Regions from separate parts of the Homo sapiens genome. Here region 1 is linked to region 2. A link is a loop called in an ENCODE intact Hi-C map of the cell type or tissue named here. Cell type or tissue: heart left ventricle. All regions are shown on one strand. Links, peaks and the distances in the headings refer to the core of each region. The heading gives the core; the rest is flanking DNA.

Evidence for each region. Hi-C counts contacts between places; a loop is a spot of excess contacts. Peaks named below come from ENCODE experiments on the same cell type or tissue, not always from the same donor. Only the 100,000 strongest peaks of a DNase experiment are listed, where the experiment ranks them.
Region 1: a loop joins it to region 2, with 4 times the contacts of the local background. A loop is called at or near these places in 5 of 110 quality-filtered maps.

What each region holds. Positions count from the first base shown.
Region 1 is chr5:138,218,357-138,226,686 of GRCh38, forward strand. No RefSeq gene overlaps it. Among named protein-coding and RNA genes, the nearest start is that of CDC23, 9.2 kb to the left of the region's middle. In heart left ventricle, for the core only: a CTCF peak has its summit at 4,598 (motif pointing right); no DNase peak of the experiment used is centred there.
Region 2 is chr5:138,500,078-138,508,407 of GRCh38, forward strand. ETF1 (eukaryotic translation termination factor 1) reads right to left here. Exons shown (of 11, transcript NM_004730.4): 11 at 6,018-8,310. The coding sequence ends at 8,228. Among named protein-coding and RNA genes, the nearest start is that of EGR1, 39 kb to the left of the region's middle. In heart left ventricle, for the core only: CTCF peaks have their summits at 3,854 (motif pointing left) and 4,060; no DNase peak of the experiment used is centred there; H3K27ac peaks cover 731 bases.

The DNA of each region.
Region 1 (8,330 bases), core at 266-8,265, 280 kb before region 2:
TCAAAAAAAAAAAAAAAGAAAGAAAATCAAGTCAAAATTACCACAGAGACCTCCCGTGTTCAGCTGAGTAATAAACTGTTTCATGCTTGTCTAATCATCAGGAACTGCATCACAGACTCATTCCCTCAAGATTTAAACTGTCCCTTTTTTCAGGAGGAAAATATTTAAATAATTATCTTATGTATTAAACGTTTAAAAAGTGAAAGCTGGCCGGGCACAGTGGCTCACGCCTGTAATCCCAGCACTTTGGGAGGCCGAGGCAGGTGGATCACAAGGTCAAGAGATCAAGTCCATCCTGGCCAACATGATGAAACCCCATCTCTACTAAAAATACAAAAATTAGCTGGGTGTGGTGGTACACACCTGTAGTCCCAGCTACTCGGAAGGCTGAGGCAGGAGAATCGCTTGAACCTGGGAGGCGGAGGTTGCAGTGATCTGAGATCGCACCACTGTACTCCAGCTTGGGCAATAGAGAGAGGCTTTATCTCAAAAAAAAAAAAAAGTTAAAGCCATAATTACCAACTTTAATGATGTAGACTCCTCAACTCCTTTGTAAACCCTTGAACTCTACTTCCTTGACCCTCCAGCACCACCAATCTCTGCCTAATTCAAAGGTTTTTCATTTCCAAGCTGACATTAGTTATCTTTTTGCCTTTCTTCTCTCTTTGTAGAGATACAATGGTGATATTAGTAATGCCAAGACCAGCTTGGTTGGGGAGACCCTAACCCAGTGGTGCTAGAGGAATTAAAGACACACACACAGAAACATAAAGGTGTGAAGTGGGAAATCAGGGGTCTCACAGCCTTCAGAGCTGAAAGCCCCGAACAGAGATTTACCCATGTATTTATTAACAGCAAACCAGTTATTAGGATTGTTTCTATAGATATTAAATTAACTAAAAGTATCCCTTATGGGAAACGAAGGGATGGGCCGAATTAAAGGAATAGGTTGGGCTAGTTAACTGCAGCAGGAGCATGTCCTTAAGGCACAGATCGCTCATGCTATTGTTTGTGGCTTAAGAATGCCTTTAAGCGGTTTTCCACCCTGGGCGGGCTAGGTGTTCCTTGCCCTCATTCCAGTAAACCCACAACCTTCCAGCGTGGGCGTTAGGGCCATTATGAACATGTTACAATGCTGCAGAGATTTTGTTTATGGCCAGTTTTGGGGCCAGTTTATGGCCAGATTTTGGGGGGCCTACTCCCAACAAGTAAGAGTTCTTTATTGGGAAAGAACAGAGTGCAGAGCTAGAGAATGTGGGCTCTGAGCCACACCACCTAAAGGCAAACTCTAACTCCACCATTATCAGCTTGTGACCTTGGCAAAGTCATTTATTGTATTAGGTTGGTGCAAAAGTAATTGCGGTTTTTGCCATCACTTTTTTTTTTCGTTTGAGATGGAGTCTCACTCTTGTTGACCAGGCTGGAGTACAGTGGTGTGATCTCTGCTCACTGCAGCCTCCGCCTCCTGGGTTCAAGCTTCTCCTGCCTCAGCCTCCTGAGTAGCTGGGATTACAGGCGCCCACCACCACACCCGGCTAATTTTTGTACTTTTAGTAGAGATGGGGTTTTACCATGTTGGCCAGGCTGGTCTCGAACTCCTGACCTCAGGTGATCTGCCTGCCTTGGCCTCCCAAAGTGTTGGGATTATAGGTGTGAGCTACCGCACCCAGCCTGCCATCACATTTAATGGCAAAAACCATGACTACTTTTGCATCAACCTAATATGTTCAGGTTATTCATTGATAAAATGAGGACCATAACAATAATTCCTGTTATTCAGGTGAGGTGAGAATTGAATGAGATAATCCATGTAATGTATTTTGAACAATTTTTAACAGATAGTAAGCACTGGATACATGTAAGCTGTTCTTGAACACTAACTCCCTGTTAGGACTTTATGTATCTGAGCACCAATCCTCTTGACAAGCCTGCAAGGCAGGTTATCGTTGCCCCTATTTTAGAGAGTAGAAAACAGACTCAGGCAACTTAACTGAGGTGACCTCAAGTTCTGTTCAACTACAGCCCATATTCTTTCACTGTGTTTTCATAATGTTAAAAAAAGTTCTTATTTATGTGTTTTGCTATTTATAGATCATTTTCAAATGTTATATTGTTAAATCTTGTGAAGTAGGCATTATGCCCTTTTTCAGACAAGATTGGGCGCATTCAGGGTGGTATGGCCATAGACATTATGTTCTTTTTCAAAGAGCAATAATTCAGGCAGGTATGGTGTCTCACACCTGTAATCTCAGCACTTTGGGAAGCCAAGCCAGGAGGATCGCTTGAGTCCAGGAGTTTGAGACCAGCTTGGGCAACATGATAAAACCCTGTCTCTACAAAAAATTCAAAAGTTAGCTGGGCATGGTGGTGCACTCCTGTAGTCCCAGCTACTCAGGAGGCTGAGGTGGGAGGATTCCTTGAGCCTGGGAAGTCAAGAGGCTGCAGTGAGCCAAGATCACACCACTGCACTCCAGCCCGGGCGACAGAGTGAGACCTTGTCTCACAAAAAAAAAAAAAAAAAATTCAGTACCTATTTTATAGAGTTGCTATGACAATTGGAGATATGTACACTTAGTAGGTACTATTTCTTTTTTTTTTTTTTTTTTTTTGAGACGGACTCTCGCTGTCGCCCAGGCTGGAGTGCAGTGGCGCGATCTCGGCTCACTGCAGGCTCCGCCCCCCGGGGTTCACGCCATTCTCCTGCCTCAGCCTCCCAAGTAGCTGGGACTACAGGCGCCCGCCACCTCGCCCGGCTAATTTTTTGTATTTTTAGTAGAGACGGGGTTTCACCGTGCTAGCCAGGATGGTCTCGATCTCCTGACCTCGTGATCCACCCGCCTCGGCCTCCCAAAGTCCTGGGATTACAGGCGTGAGCCACCGCGCCAGGCCTAGTTAGGTACGATTTCTATAAGGAAACAGACATCATGGTTTATGGGTCACCCATCCATTTAGAGGTAAGTAAACCACCTAGAAGCAGCCCAGGATTGGAATCCACAAGAGCTGAAACCTGTCACGATCTAAATACACCTGCAAAAATCTCCCACTCCCTCTCCTCACTGGGCCTTACTTTTCTCCTTGTAAAATGGCAGAGCTAAGCAAGATGACTTCCAGGATTCCTTCTACCTCTGACAAGCTCCAAGTGAGGACTAGAGCTCAGACTGCCTCCATGAAAGTTAGAAGGGAGAGGGCTGGGCGTGGTGGCTCACACCTGTAATCCCAGCACTTTGGGAGGTGAGGCGGGCAGATCATGAGTTCAGGAGTTTGAGACCAGCCTGGCCAACATGGTGAAACTCTGTCTCTACTAAAGATACAAAAGATTAGCCAGGCATGGTGGCAGGTGCCTGTAATCCCAGCTACTCGGGAGGCCGAGGCAGAAGAATTGCTTGAACCCGGGAGGCAGAGGTTGCAGTGAGCTGAGATTGTGCCATTGCACTCCAGCCTGGGCGATACGGTGAGACTCTGCCTCAAAAAAAAAAAAAGTTAGAAGGGAGAGAGTGACTTCCTTGTTTTTGGTTTATTAATAATAAATACAGGCTGGGCACTACGGCTCATGCCTGTAATCCTAGCACTTTGGGATGTCTAGGCAAGTGGATCACTTGAGCCCAGGAGTTTGAGACCAGCCTGGGCAACATGGCGAAACCCTGTCTCTACCAAAAACACAAAGATTGGCCAGTCTCATAACCCAGTCCCTAAATAAATAGATTAAAATTTTTTTTAATTAAAAAAATTTAATAAAAAACAATAAATACATCAAAAGGCAGTGATGTAATGAAGAATTAAGAAGTCACTGTCGGCCAGGCACCATGACTCCTACCTTGGGAGGCCAAGGTGGGTGGACTGCTTGAACTCAAGAGTTCATGACCAGCCTGGACAACATGGCAAAACCCTATCTCTATAAAAAAATACAAAACTTAGCCAGGTGTGGTGGCATGCTCCTATAATCCTAGCTACTCAAAAGGCTGAGGCAGGAGAATCTCTTGAGCCCAAGAGGTCAAGGCTGCAGTGAGCTGAAATTGCACCACTGCACACCAGCCTGGCTGACTGATTGAGACTCTATCTCAAAATAATAAAGAATAAGAAGGGGCTGGGCGTGGTGGCTCATGCCTGTAATCCCAACACTTTGGGAGGCCGAGGCTGGTGGATCATGAGATCAGGAAACCGAGACCATCCTGGCCAACATGGTGAAACCCCATCTGCACTAAAAATACAAAAATTAGCTGGGCGTGGTGGCACATGCCTATAATCCCAGCTACTCTGGAGGCTGAGGCAGGAGAATCCCTTGAACCAGGGAGTTGGAGGTTGCAGTGAGCTGAGATCGCACCACAGCACTCTAGCCTGGTGACAGAGCGAGACTCCGTCTCAAAAAAAAAAAAAAAAAAAAAAAAAAGAATAAGAAAGAAAGCACTTCAAGCTTCTAAATACCACTCCCAAGTTTGTCACACATGACAACGTCGCGAACAACTTTATCCAGTCGCGTGCTGCCCCACTGAATGTTCTCCAGCGTTCCTTGGGGGCTGTAGTCTGGTCAAGGCTGATCCTCACCTAAAGTCCTTCCTGGAAAAAACTCAATTGCCTTTTTCTTCTGTGATCCCGGCTTTGTCCGACAGATGGAACCATTCCCTCCCTCCCCGCTCTTCAAAGGGCTTGACCGGAAAAGGTGTTTGCTCAAGAGCGATGTGGGACCAGACACCAGAGACCAAAGTAGAGAGAGGCTAAAGAACTTACTAAATCTAAGCCCGATGAGAACTGAAAGAACAGTCAGTTCCCAGCAAGGTTTCTTGACTTAGGCATTATTGATATTTTGAGCTGGTTAATTATTTGTTGGAGGTGGCAGTGGGTAGGAAGGAGGTGGGTGCTGTCCATGTATTCATTTAACTACAATTTATCTAGTTGTTACTATGTGCCAAGCTCTGGGAATAGACTGTTGAATGAAACAGTCAATTCCTGCACTCAGACATTTTTTTCTAGTGGGGGAGAAAGATGATAAACAATCATACAAAGAATTATGTAACAACAGTTACCATAAGTGCAGTGAAGGAAAAGCTTAAGAAGCTATGATAGGAGGCCTGTGCCAGGCTGTGGGCAAAGATGGCCATAAGTCCTCCATCCCTGGATATGTGCCCCTTTACAATATGACTTTGCATCAAGCGGTGAGTCTGTGTCCCTGCCTTTGAATCTGTGTTAGCCCTGTGACTTGCTTTAACCAATAGAAAGCAGTGAAAGGGATGTTATGTGACTTCTGAGCCTCAGTTTCAAGGGACCTTGCAACTTTAACTCTTGCCCTCTTGCTGCCCTGAAGGAACCAGGTTAGCCTCTTAGCTGTCCCAGATATTCCAGCTGTCCCAGTGGTTCCCACCATTCCGGCTGAGGCTTCAGATAGATGAGTGAGGCTATGCAGGAACAGCCAGCACCCAGTCAACCTGACAACTGACTGCAGCTGCAGAAGTGACCCCAGGCAAGACTGAACCCAGTCAGAATTGCAGAAAAATGAGCAAATACATGGTTGGGGGTTATTATGCAATGATAGACAACCAATACAAGGCCCTAACCTGGTCTAGGGCTAGAGGAGTGGATCAGAGGAGGCTTCCTTGAAGAAATTAGTCCAGCTAAGACCTGGAGATAGACCTAGAGTCAGCCCGGTAGAGCATAGGGGAAGAGCATTCAGGCAGCAGAGACAGCAGGTTAAGAACTATATGTATCTGAGGACCTAAGCAGGGAACTATATGTATCTGAGGACCTAATCAGGCAACACCAGATGGTCTGAAGAGAAGAGAGCCCAGCAGTATAGACAATGACCAATGAGCGGTGTGCTGTACTTAACCCATCACCCACCTCCATTCCCAAACTGACTTTTAGTTTTTGTTTTTTTATCACATTCTGGATACATCCATGGGCCGTGTCAAGCATGTAAATTTCATCTACTATGTATGTTGAAAAATTAAAGAGTTGAAAATACCTGTGGACATTAACCTGTCTCCTAGAAGCTAGGAAAAGGTTGAGTTACAGTCTTTTGGGGATGAACAATATGAAGATGACAAAGCAGGCTGAGCACGAGGAAAAAATGTATTTTTAATAGTTGTGATGACCATCAAAGCTATTATGACCCCATCTTCACTGATCTAAGCTCATACTTAAATGGAAATTTACTTGAAAAGCCCTTTCTTTGCATAATGGAAAGGCAGGCTTGTCCAATTCCATCTCCCCAAGGTAATGGCCCTAGGATGTAATGGGAGGCCTCACTGCCAGCTCTGCTCATCGGGGGCTCTCAGCCTTGTGTAGCCCAGCTTTGGTAACCCCCCTTCCCAGTGTCCTTTATCCCTATTACTCAGTAAAGTTCCCCTAAGGATGCCTCACCTCCAAGGTTACTGCTGAGAACCTTTAGAAAGAGGGAGAATTGATGGGGCTGACATCACTGTGTTGCTCGGCCTCTTCGTCTGTCTGGGGAAGATGATCCAGTGGGAGCTCCCCTGCAGGGCAATAGGCTGAGCCTGATCTCAGCAGGCTTCCCATCAAGCAGGCCAGAATGCTCATTTCCCCAGAACAATCACATAACCCTGCACCCAGGCCATCCCTCTGTTCCAGAAGCTGAGGAAGGAGGGCAGCCTGGACCCCAGCTGAGCTGACTGCCTTAGCTCCATCCTTATTCCACCGGGGACGAGGATCCTGCTGCTAGCTGATACCTAAGAGGGAGATGTTTACATTTTTAAAAGTTTATCTCTTTTTAGCTGGGCGTGGTGGCTCACGCCTGTAATCCCAGCACTTTGAGAGGCCGAGGCAGGTGGATCACCTGAGGTTGGGAGTTTGAGACCAGCCTGACCAACATGGAGAAACCCTGTCTCTACTAAAAATACAAAATTAGCCGGGCGTGGTGGAGCATGCCTGTAATCCCAGCTACTTGGGAGGCTGAGGCAGGAGAATAGCTTGAACCCAGGAAGGCAGGGATTGCAGTGAGCCGAGATCACGCCATTGCACTCCAGCCTGGGCAACAGGAGTGAAATTCCATCTCCAGAAAAAAAAATTGTCTCTTTTTAAAAATATTTATTTATTTATTTAAGATAAGATCTCACTCTGTTGCCCAGCCTGGAGTGCAGTAGTGTGATCTTGGCTCACTGAAACCTTGATCTCCTGGACTCAAGTAGTTCTCCTACCTCAGCCTTTGGAGTAGCTGGGACTACAGGCGTGTGCCACCAAGCCCAGATAATTTTTTGAGGAGACAGGGTCTCACTATGTTTTCCAGGCTAGTCTTGAACTCCTGGGCTCCAGGTAAAGAGCATTCTTGGGTCTGAGCTGCACTTTCTACACTTGTGGACCTGAGGAAGTAAGAAAGCTGTGCTGTTTTCTCAGGGAGGGCACACAAGGAGTGGCCACTGTTAAAATTGCTTTTGCAAAAATTATGACAGTGAGAGAAATCTGACGTAGAAAACTTAAGACAGTGGAAGAAATCTGAACTAACTGACTCCATCTAGCTTCTAACATCCAAGCTGCCGTTGTTTATTCCTGGGCATAGGCCAAGGTAACTATGGGAAGTATAGTTTAACCTTAAAGCAAGGATGATAATAGTGCTTTCCCAGAACTACCCTCTCCTTGTTTGGGACTGAAACCACCTTGTAAAACTAAAAAAGACCACAAGATTAGGATTATGAGAGCAGCCTAAATTCTACTAAGATCTGTGCTTAGTTAAATGATAACTAGTCATTGTTTACTGCTCAGGAGTCAGAGGTGGACTGAAAATGTATAACTTTCCTAATTGCCCCTATAGATAATGTTGCTATTGTAGAACCTAAGATTGGTCTTTTGAGATGTTTTTCAGACTTTTGCATTCTGGTGACCAACTGATTCCACTTGGACCTGTGACTCACGACTCAATTAGTCCCATGGCCCCCATCCAGAGCAGACTCAGTGCACAAGGACTGTTTTCCACACCCGTATCATTTCATCCCCAACCAATCAGCATTCCCCATTCCCTAGCCCCCTGCCTGCCAAACTATCCTTGAAAAATTCTAGCCTCAGCCAGGTGCAGTGGATCATACCTGTAATCCCAGCACTTTGGGAGGCCAAGGCAGGTGGATCACCTGAGGTCAGGAGTTTGAGACCAGCTTGGCCAACATGGTGAAACCCCATTTCTACTAAAAATACCAAAAATTAGCCAGGCATGGTGGTGGGTACATGTAATACCAGCTACTCAGGAGGCTGAGTCACGAGAATTGCTTAAACCCAGGAGGCAGAGGTTGCAGTGAGGTGAGATCGTGCCATTGCACTCCACCCTGGGCAACAAAAGTGAAACTCCGTCTCAAAAAAAAAAAAAAAAAAAAAAAAAAAAGCAAGAAAGC
Region 2 (8,330 bases), core at 74-8,073:
AAAAAAGAAAGAAAGATAGGATAGATGTATCTCAAAAATTTATCTAAATGAAAGAAGCTTCACATAAAAGACTACATGTTGTGCTTTTCCATTAATATAAAAATTTCTAGGAAGGCCAGAACTGTAGAGGTAGAAAGCAGATCAGTAGCAGCTGGGCGTGGTGGCTAATGCCTATAATCCCAGCACTTTGGGAGGCCAAGGTGGGCAGATAACATGAGGCCAGGAGTTTGAGACCAGCCTGGCCAACATGGTGAAACCTCGTCTCTACTAAAAATAGCAAAATTAGCTGGGCGTGGTGGCAGGCACCTATAGTCCTAGTTACTCAGGAGGCTGAGGCATAAGAATTGCTTGAACCCGGGAGGCGGAGGTTTCAGTGAGCTGAGATCGCGCCACTGCACTCCAGCCTGGGCGACAGAGCAAGGCTCTGTCTCCAAAAATAAAAAATAAAAAAAAAACAAAGCAAGTAGATTGATCAGTAGTTGCCCAGGGTTGGATGTGGGAACAGAGATTGACTGCAAAAGAGCACAAATAATCTTTTTGGGATGCTGAACATTAAGTTGTGAGTTGTGGGATGTTTACATAACTATACAAATTTACTTTTTTTTTTTTTTTTTTGAGACAGAGTCTCACTGTCACCCAGGCTGGAGTGCAGTGGTGGGATCTTGGCTCACTGCAGCCTCCACCTTCCGGGATCAAGATATTAGAGGCCAGGCGTGTAGGCCTGGCCTACACACATTTACTTTTAAAAATAAATAGCCAAACTATACCTACAGTGGGTTAATTTTATAGTTTGTAAATTATACCTCAATAAAGCTGTTAATAAACAAACCACAGAAATGACAGCAGGATGAAAAAACCAGTGTCCTAGCCGGGCACGGTGGCTCACACCTGTAATCTCAGCACTTTAGGAGTCCAAGGCGGGCGGATCACGAGGTCAGGAGATCGAGACCATTCTGGCCAACATGGTGAAACCCTGTCTCTACTAAAAATACAAAAATTAGCCAGGTGTGATGGCGCACGCCTGTAGTCCCAGATACTCGGGAGGCTGAGGCAGGAGAATCACTTGAACCCAGGAGGTGGAGGTTGCAGTGAGCCGAGGGCACGCCACTGCACTCCAGCCTGGCAACACAGAGAGACTCTGTCTCAAAAAAAAAAAAAAAAAAAAAAAAAAAAAAAAAAAAAAAGAAAGAAAGAAAAAGAAAAAAGAAAAGAAAAGAAAAGAAAAGAAAAAACAGTGTCCTGAAATCTGAATGTCTTCCTGGCCTTTGGATCCAGTCAGGACTGATCCACGTGCCTCTCCAAACTCACCCTCTCATCTCTCCAGCTAACCCAGGTCCCCACATAGACCTAGCACCCCCAGAGGAGGAAGGAGCCACCCTGCACTCCCCTTGTCCTTTAACACTCATTGTCATTCCTTGTTCAGAGTCTCCACTGCTGGACCTTCAACACCGAAGGGCAGGGTGTGCACCTGCACTGTTTGCCACTGAATCTTGCACGGGACCTAGTACACGGGACATGTCTAAATGCTTGCTGAGTCAAGGAATGAGACTGGCTTAACCCAAGTCTCATTTAAGGAATAGAGGTGGCCGTGGAGTGCGTCTGTGGAGAAGGCTGGAGGAGACTGGGGTAGAACTCCTTCCATGTTACCTTTCAGAATCAGAGCCCGACAGGGGTGCAAGGGAGGGCCTCTAGCCCTGAGCACAGAAATTCGTCTTTATCTGGAGGAGCAACTCTCTCCCAGGCAACATCCTGCCTTATTACAAAGAGTCCCCCTCTGCAGGCCCTCCAGGCCCACCCCAGCTGGCTCATGTTGCCTTTCCCCACCAGAGAGCCTAGGCTGGGCATGTCTTTGGGTCTGGACAGTAATACAACATGGGGCAGAGGGTCCTGGCATCATCAAGCCCTGATTTCTCCTCATGCCTTCTCCCAGGAATCGGAATATCTCTGCATCTTTGCCTCTCAGAAGATCCTTGCCATTCCTGCTCGGAGCCTTTCTCTCAAGTTTCCACCCTCCTTCCTTATTCTCCTGGCTTCCTTGGAAATGGGTTTGCCCTCTAGCTTTGAGTGGGGATGGACAGGCAAGCAGAAGGGGCTAAGCCTAGGTATAGTATCTCAGCAGAGTGGGAGGAGCTGGAAGTCTGTGGCAGTCAGGGAGAGCTAGATGGGGCTAATTTGGAAGGCCGGGGGCTGAAGAAGCAAGTTGATCCACACACCCAAGCCAACCTTGACTCACAGGGAAGTGACTTCAAACAGCTTTCATAACTCCATCTGGATGTTGGCCACCTTTCCTCTCCTAGCTCTTTGGTTTCAGGCCACGTGCTCCCTCCAATTGTCCCTTCTCTCATTTATAACATTAGAGAGAACAGGGCCTGGATGAAGAATAACAAGATCATCCGGCTGTTAAGAGCACCGAATCTGGAGTTGGAGCAAGTGTTCATGTTGGCTCTGCTAATTTGCTGCATGAGCCTGACAGGTCACTATATTCCTCTCTGGCCTCAGCTTTCTTCTGTCTTTAGTGAGGGGATTGGAATAGGTAAGGTGCAAGACCCTTTCTAGTGCTAAAATTAAGGGGCCCGGCACAGTGGCACACACCTGGAATTCCAACACTTTGGGAGACAGAGGCGGGCCAATCACTTGAGCTCAGGAATTCAAGACCAGCCTGGGGAGGCTGGGCACAGTGGCTCACGCTTGTAATCCCAGCACTTTGGGAGGCTGAGGCGGGCGGATCACAAGGTCGGGAGATCAACACCATCCTGGCTAACACGGCGAAACCCTGCCTCTACTAAAAAAACAAAAACAAAAAATTAGCCGGGCGTGGTGGCTGGCGTCTGTGGTCCCAGCTACTCAGGAGGCTGAGGCAGGAGAATGGCATGAACCTGGGAGGCAGAGCTTGCAGTGAGCCGAGATCGCACCCCTGCACTCCAGTCTGGGTGACAGAGCAAGACTCCATCTCAAAAAAAAAAAAACACCCAGGCTGGGCAACATGGCGAAACCTCATCTCTACAAAAACAACAAAAAACCAAAAATTAGCCAGGTGTGGTGGTGTGTGCCTGCAGTCCCAGCTACTCGGGAGGCTGAGGTGGGAGGATCGCTTGATCCTGGGAGGTTGAGGCTGTAGTGAGCCAAGACTGCACCACTGCATTCCAGCTTGGGTGACAGAGTAAGACCCTGTCTCAAAAAAAAAAAAAAAAATTAGGTGCTAAAATTATAATTCCTTAAGAAGTCTAAGTATTGGGTATTGTGGAGAAAAGCTATATAAAGGTATGGCTGTAGACTAAGGACTAGAGTCGAATGAGACTCTTTCTGAGAGTCCTTTCTGAGAATGGGCTTGACATTCCCAGGTACAGCTTTGCCTTCTTCTCATCACTTCCAGGATTGCTCACCTACTTGGGGCCAAGGGCCCCCCAGGAAGCCCTTCTTCATGCTGTTTTATTTCACTCTGTAGGGATGACCTGCATTTGCACTGGCTTTGGAACCAAACAGACCTGACTTTGAGTCCCAGATTTTGCCACTTAGTAGAACGTGGATGGGAAGATATAAACAGCATCTCCCTCACTACGTTTTTCTAAGGATTACATAACTGTTCAACAAATGTCAGTGACTATAGTTACTTCACAGACGGATAGCTCAAAGCCCAGAATAAGGAGTAAGAAAACTGGGCAGAGCTGGATTGAGACTCCTGGGATCTCCTCTCCGTTCACTCATCCCTACTCCTTTGTTAAACTGCCCTCTCCACTTTCCTAAAATTTAAGGGCAAAGCAAGTTGTCCCAGGCACCTCTTAATGCTTGTCAGAAATCCCCCCTACTTCAGATGAAGCAAATTTCTTCCAGTCAGCATCCTTAACTCTATACCACCACCTTGTGGTCACCAGCACAAACTTTCCCTGGCCACTTCCAGAGGACCAAGGTTGGGAGAGGAAGAACCATGAGTAGCTGCCATCCCAGTCCTTGCTAAGTGCCTTCATGTGCCTTACTCCATTTAATCCTTATTACAGGTGGTGAAACTGCTACTCAAAGACATGGAATAATTTGCCAGCCTCTCAGGTGGCGCCAGGATTTCTACCTCAGACCTCAGAGATCCTGCTTCCTACTGCACTCTCCTGATAGCTTCCTGGGAAGCTGGCTGGCACGGCACTTCAGATTCAGGGACTGCCTGATACTGTGAAGTCACAAACCCAGTTAACTGCAGAGCCAGAGCCTTTTTTTCTTTTTTTCGAGACAGTCTCTCTGTCGCCCAGGCTGGAGTGCAGTGGTGCCATCTCGTCTCACTGCAACCTCTGCCTCCCAGGTTCAAGCAATTCTTGTGCCTCAGCCTCCTGAGTAGCTGGGATTACAGGCGCCCACCACCTGTTCGGCTAGTTTTTGTAATTTCAGTAGAGACGGGGTTTCACCATGTTGGTCAGGCTGGTCTTGAACTCCTGACCTCGGGTGATCCACCTGCCTTGGCCTCCTGAAGTGTTGGGTTTACAGGCGTGAGCCATGGTGCCCAGCAGAACCAGAGCTTTTCTTGACTCCCTTGTTTGGTTCTGGGCTCTTAGCTAAGCCCCAGGTAAGCCTGCCAGTTTCAGGGAAGGACTCCTGGAGATGGCTGTATCTGAAACAGAATTCACCAGACAGGGTTTTAGACTTGATTTACAGAGAACCCTTTAGGTGGTGAATTGTTTTCACCTGTTATTTCTAGTGCCTGCTATTCAGCCACATCCTCAGCAACTTGCAGCACCCAAACTGCCACAAAACAAGCAAGTAACTGTGCCCTGCTTCCCTAGCTCTAATCGGATGCTCCCACACCACTTGGCTGTTCAGTTCCTAGGTCCCCTGAGACCCAGTCCCATCAGGGCTGGACTTGGCAGGCAGGAATCCCCTGGCATTCACTCAAGCTGGCAACAAAGGAGAAGCTGGCATGAAACTTAAATTCCACCTTGGCTCTCAGCCCTAAATCCACCGTGCCTGTCTGGGAGTGTCATGGCATGCGTCTTGGAGCCAGAGAACAAAAGATGGCAAGTGCTGCAGGCCCAGACAGGCAAGGACCACAGCCCATATATCCTGCACCACTGTGCTGCCTTCCAACAATTTTGTCTTCAAGAACAGCACCTAGACACGCATTAGGAGGGAAAATTACACTTCCACCAGCACAGGCATGTTCGCCCCTTCCCAGCTGGTAATTGAGTTTCGTCGTCAGAGCTATCACCTAGATCAGGTAAGAAAATGGGTGAAAAGTACGCCAAGTGCCATTACTGGTCAATTTTACTTAAAACAGTTTTCTCAAACCTGGAGAAAGCAAACCATGCACCACCTTGGCTCCTCAACTAGGCTTCCTAAACTACCAAAGAGGCTCTTTAAGCACCTCAACCTTGGGGGAAAACAAAGAAAACAAATCCTCTTCTGCTCTGAACCTGGCCTAGGAGCCCTGCTCCTCTGGACCAGCCCCTGACCTGCTTTTGGGTGGGCTACTACTCTCCTACCCAGTGTAAGGTATGTAAGATGAAGGAGCGTGGGAGAGAGAGAGGGCCCAGGCCTAGTTTCTGCTATTCCATCTGGACCATTCTATTATAGGACTCAAAGACAGATACAGAGAGAACTTTGGAATAAGGCCTGGGATAAAATTTTGGTGTTATCACTAAAGAGCTGCTACTTAACCTTCTTTTGTTCTGTTTCATCACCTGTAAAATTGGGTACACCATCTACCTCCATGGGATGCTGGGTTATGGGATAATATACTTAACATACCTTAAAAAAAAAAAAAAGCAAGATTCCCTTTGGCATGCATATAGAATGGGGGAGAATACAAATTAGTTTGGCCCCAGCAACCTGAACCTTCTTCTTCTAGCATAACTCTGGGATCATGACCTCAGAAAAACTTTGCATATACCTTTCCATAGACAAATGTAGTAAACACAACTCAAACCCAAGGCTGAAATGCTATTGGCCGTGACTAATCTGAGGTATGCCTTGGAGAACTGTCTCCACAGTTCAGGCCTTTCTAGACCAGTCCTAAAAAATCTCAAGCACACAAAGTATATTCTTAAATATGGTTTAATACTCTTCTCCATTTCTGTACATCACAACACCAAGATTTTGCTGCTTAGTATCTCTCTGCAGAGGCTATAGAGAATGCAAAGGCTACGGTTTTCACCCCCTCTTATATGTGTTTGTATGTGTAAGTGTAATACATATCAATATATATTGATACACACATCAATATATAATGCAATATATATCACCGAAGAGAACACATTGATTAAAGAAATACAAAAATTTGGCATCATTTCCAAACTTAAATAGTAAAAATAAAAACTACAAAAGGAGCTGCATACCCTAAATGTATCATGTGAAACAACAAGCATATTCAAAAATGTAAATTTACATCCAATTTCTCTGGTCTTGTCATATCACATCAGACCCATTTACAATGGCAAAACCCTAAGGTACTGCTGTGAAGAGAGCATGTTTGCTCGCTCTTGGGTGTTCTGCAAACAAATAGCAGAGCCCAAAGCAAAAAAGCCTGTTCCGGTGAAGTCTCCCACGTTGGTGAACACCAAATAATGGACTCTTCTCACAGGGGGTTGAGACATCAGGTTACACATTGACAGACAGTATTTGGACCTCAGAGTACAGTGTGAGAACCAGAAACTTTACATTTAAGACATACTCCCTTCATTCAAGTGAAACAGGATTATTGGAACGATAGGCAGGTCTGTAACCTGGGAACAAGGAGCTGGTTCAGACCAATAAAGCTACGAGTGACTGAATCAAGTCAGTAAAGAACAGCAGTCAGGCACTAAAGTGTTAAAAGTACCCAATTTGAAAACCAAATGCACCCCACTACCCTAGTCAGTGTGGAGGTGATACCAATTGACTTTTAAAACCTTTGGTCCTTCAAAGTCCATTTGGTATACTTTTTTCCATCGCTACCACTGGGCACGTACTATACACTTTGTTCAACTGTCACCACCCTGGGCACGCCATGACCTTGCATATCAGCTGGGTTCAAGTCTGACTTACAGCCCAGCTGTGAAGCATAAGCTTCAGGGTTTCAGGCCAACTTTTGGATCCAACATGGTCTTAAATCCATGGTGCCAGAAGCTGTGTCCCATCCCTTCCCACCCGCCCCTAATTTCTCATGTGAGAAGTGCTTGTAAGTCCCACATTTGAAACAGATGCTCCAACCCCACCAGGAGGTCAGGAGTTTATAATTACATGCAGTCATACATGTCTGTCGTTCCTGTGAAAAACCTTGCAGTTCATTTTAATAAATCAAAACATTCACATAATCTCATGCCATCCAACACAAGGAAAACACATCCACCTCCCTTTTAACAAGGATTGACCCAAGCAAAATAAAATCCTCTTTAAATTTCTTCGCTTCCACTTAAATTGCATGTTTTATTTCTCCCAATCCCAGCAATAGCACAGAAGCCCCATCATATCCATCCCAAACCGGTTTCGAGTAGGTTAAGGTTATAGGGACCCTTGTCAGAACATTGATACAAAGGGCTCCCAAACGCCGGGCACAAATGTGTCTGCAAACAGATGGAAGTAAACAGTGCACTGGCCCAAATGCTTCATGAGTCAGTTTGATTTTGCAATGCAATTTGCATCCTTGAAACTGCCAGTCTGGAGGGGGACGGGGTAGCGTGAGGGAGTGAAGTTGAAAGTGCCTCCTATTAGCTCACCCTTTCAACATTAAACAGAGACCAAGAGAGAAATGGTTCCAACATTTCACCACATATATTTCTTCTTACGCAGTCTAAGCTGAGAATGCCATGTAAATGGGTCACTGCGAAATGCAGCAATTTAATTTTTCTCCAATCAAAATAAGAAACAAACCAGTATGATCTCACTTCTATTAACTTTTGAAGGTTTACAGCAGTTAAAGTATTTTTGCTTCTATGTATGAAGGTTAAAAAAATCATTTTTTTTCATAAAATACAAGAGCAACCAATTTCACCATCCAGTAAAAGTAAAAACTGGGATTCTTTTTTAAATTAGTCCAAAGTGGCGTTTAGGAACTTAGTTGTAGGCTGCTGCGCTGACACCATGACAAACCAAAGTGTAGGGCTGGGTCTGGTTTTGTTTCGGTTTTCTTTTCAATATCCAATGCTCATGGATTAAGTTCTGGAAATGTTCCAATTGTAAGGCAGGGATCTGTTTGGATTCCACCATGGGTATGCTCCTTGGGTTGGATGCTGGAGGGTGAGGCACGTTTTGCCGGACCCATGTCGACTACCTAGTAGTCATCAAGGTCAAAAAATTCATCGTCTCCTCCTTGGTATTCCATTCCCTGGAAATCTACTCGGTACCGCAAGATACCTGGGGAAACAAACCAAAAG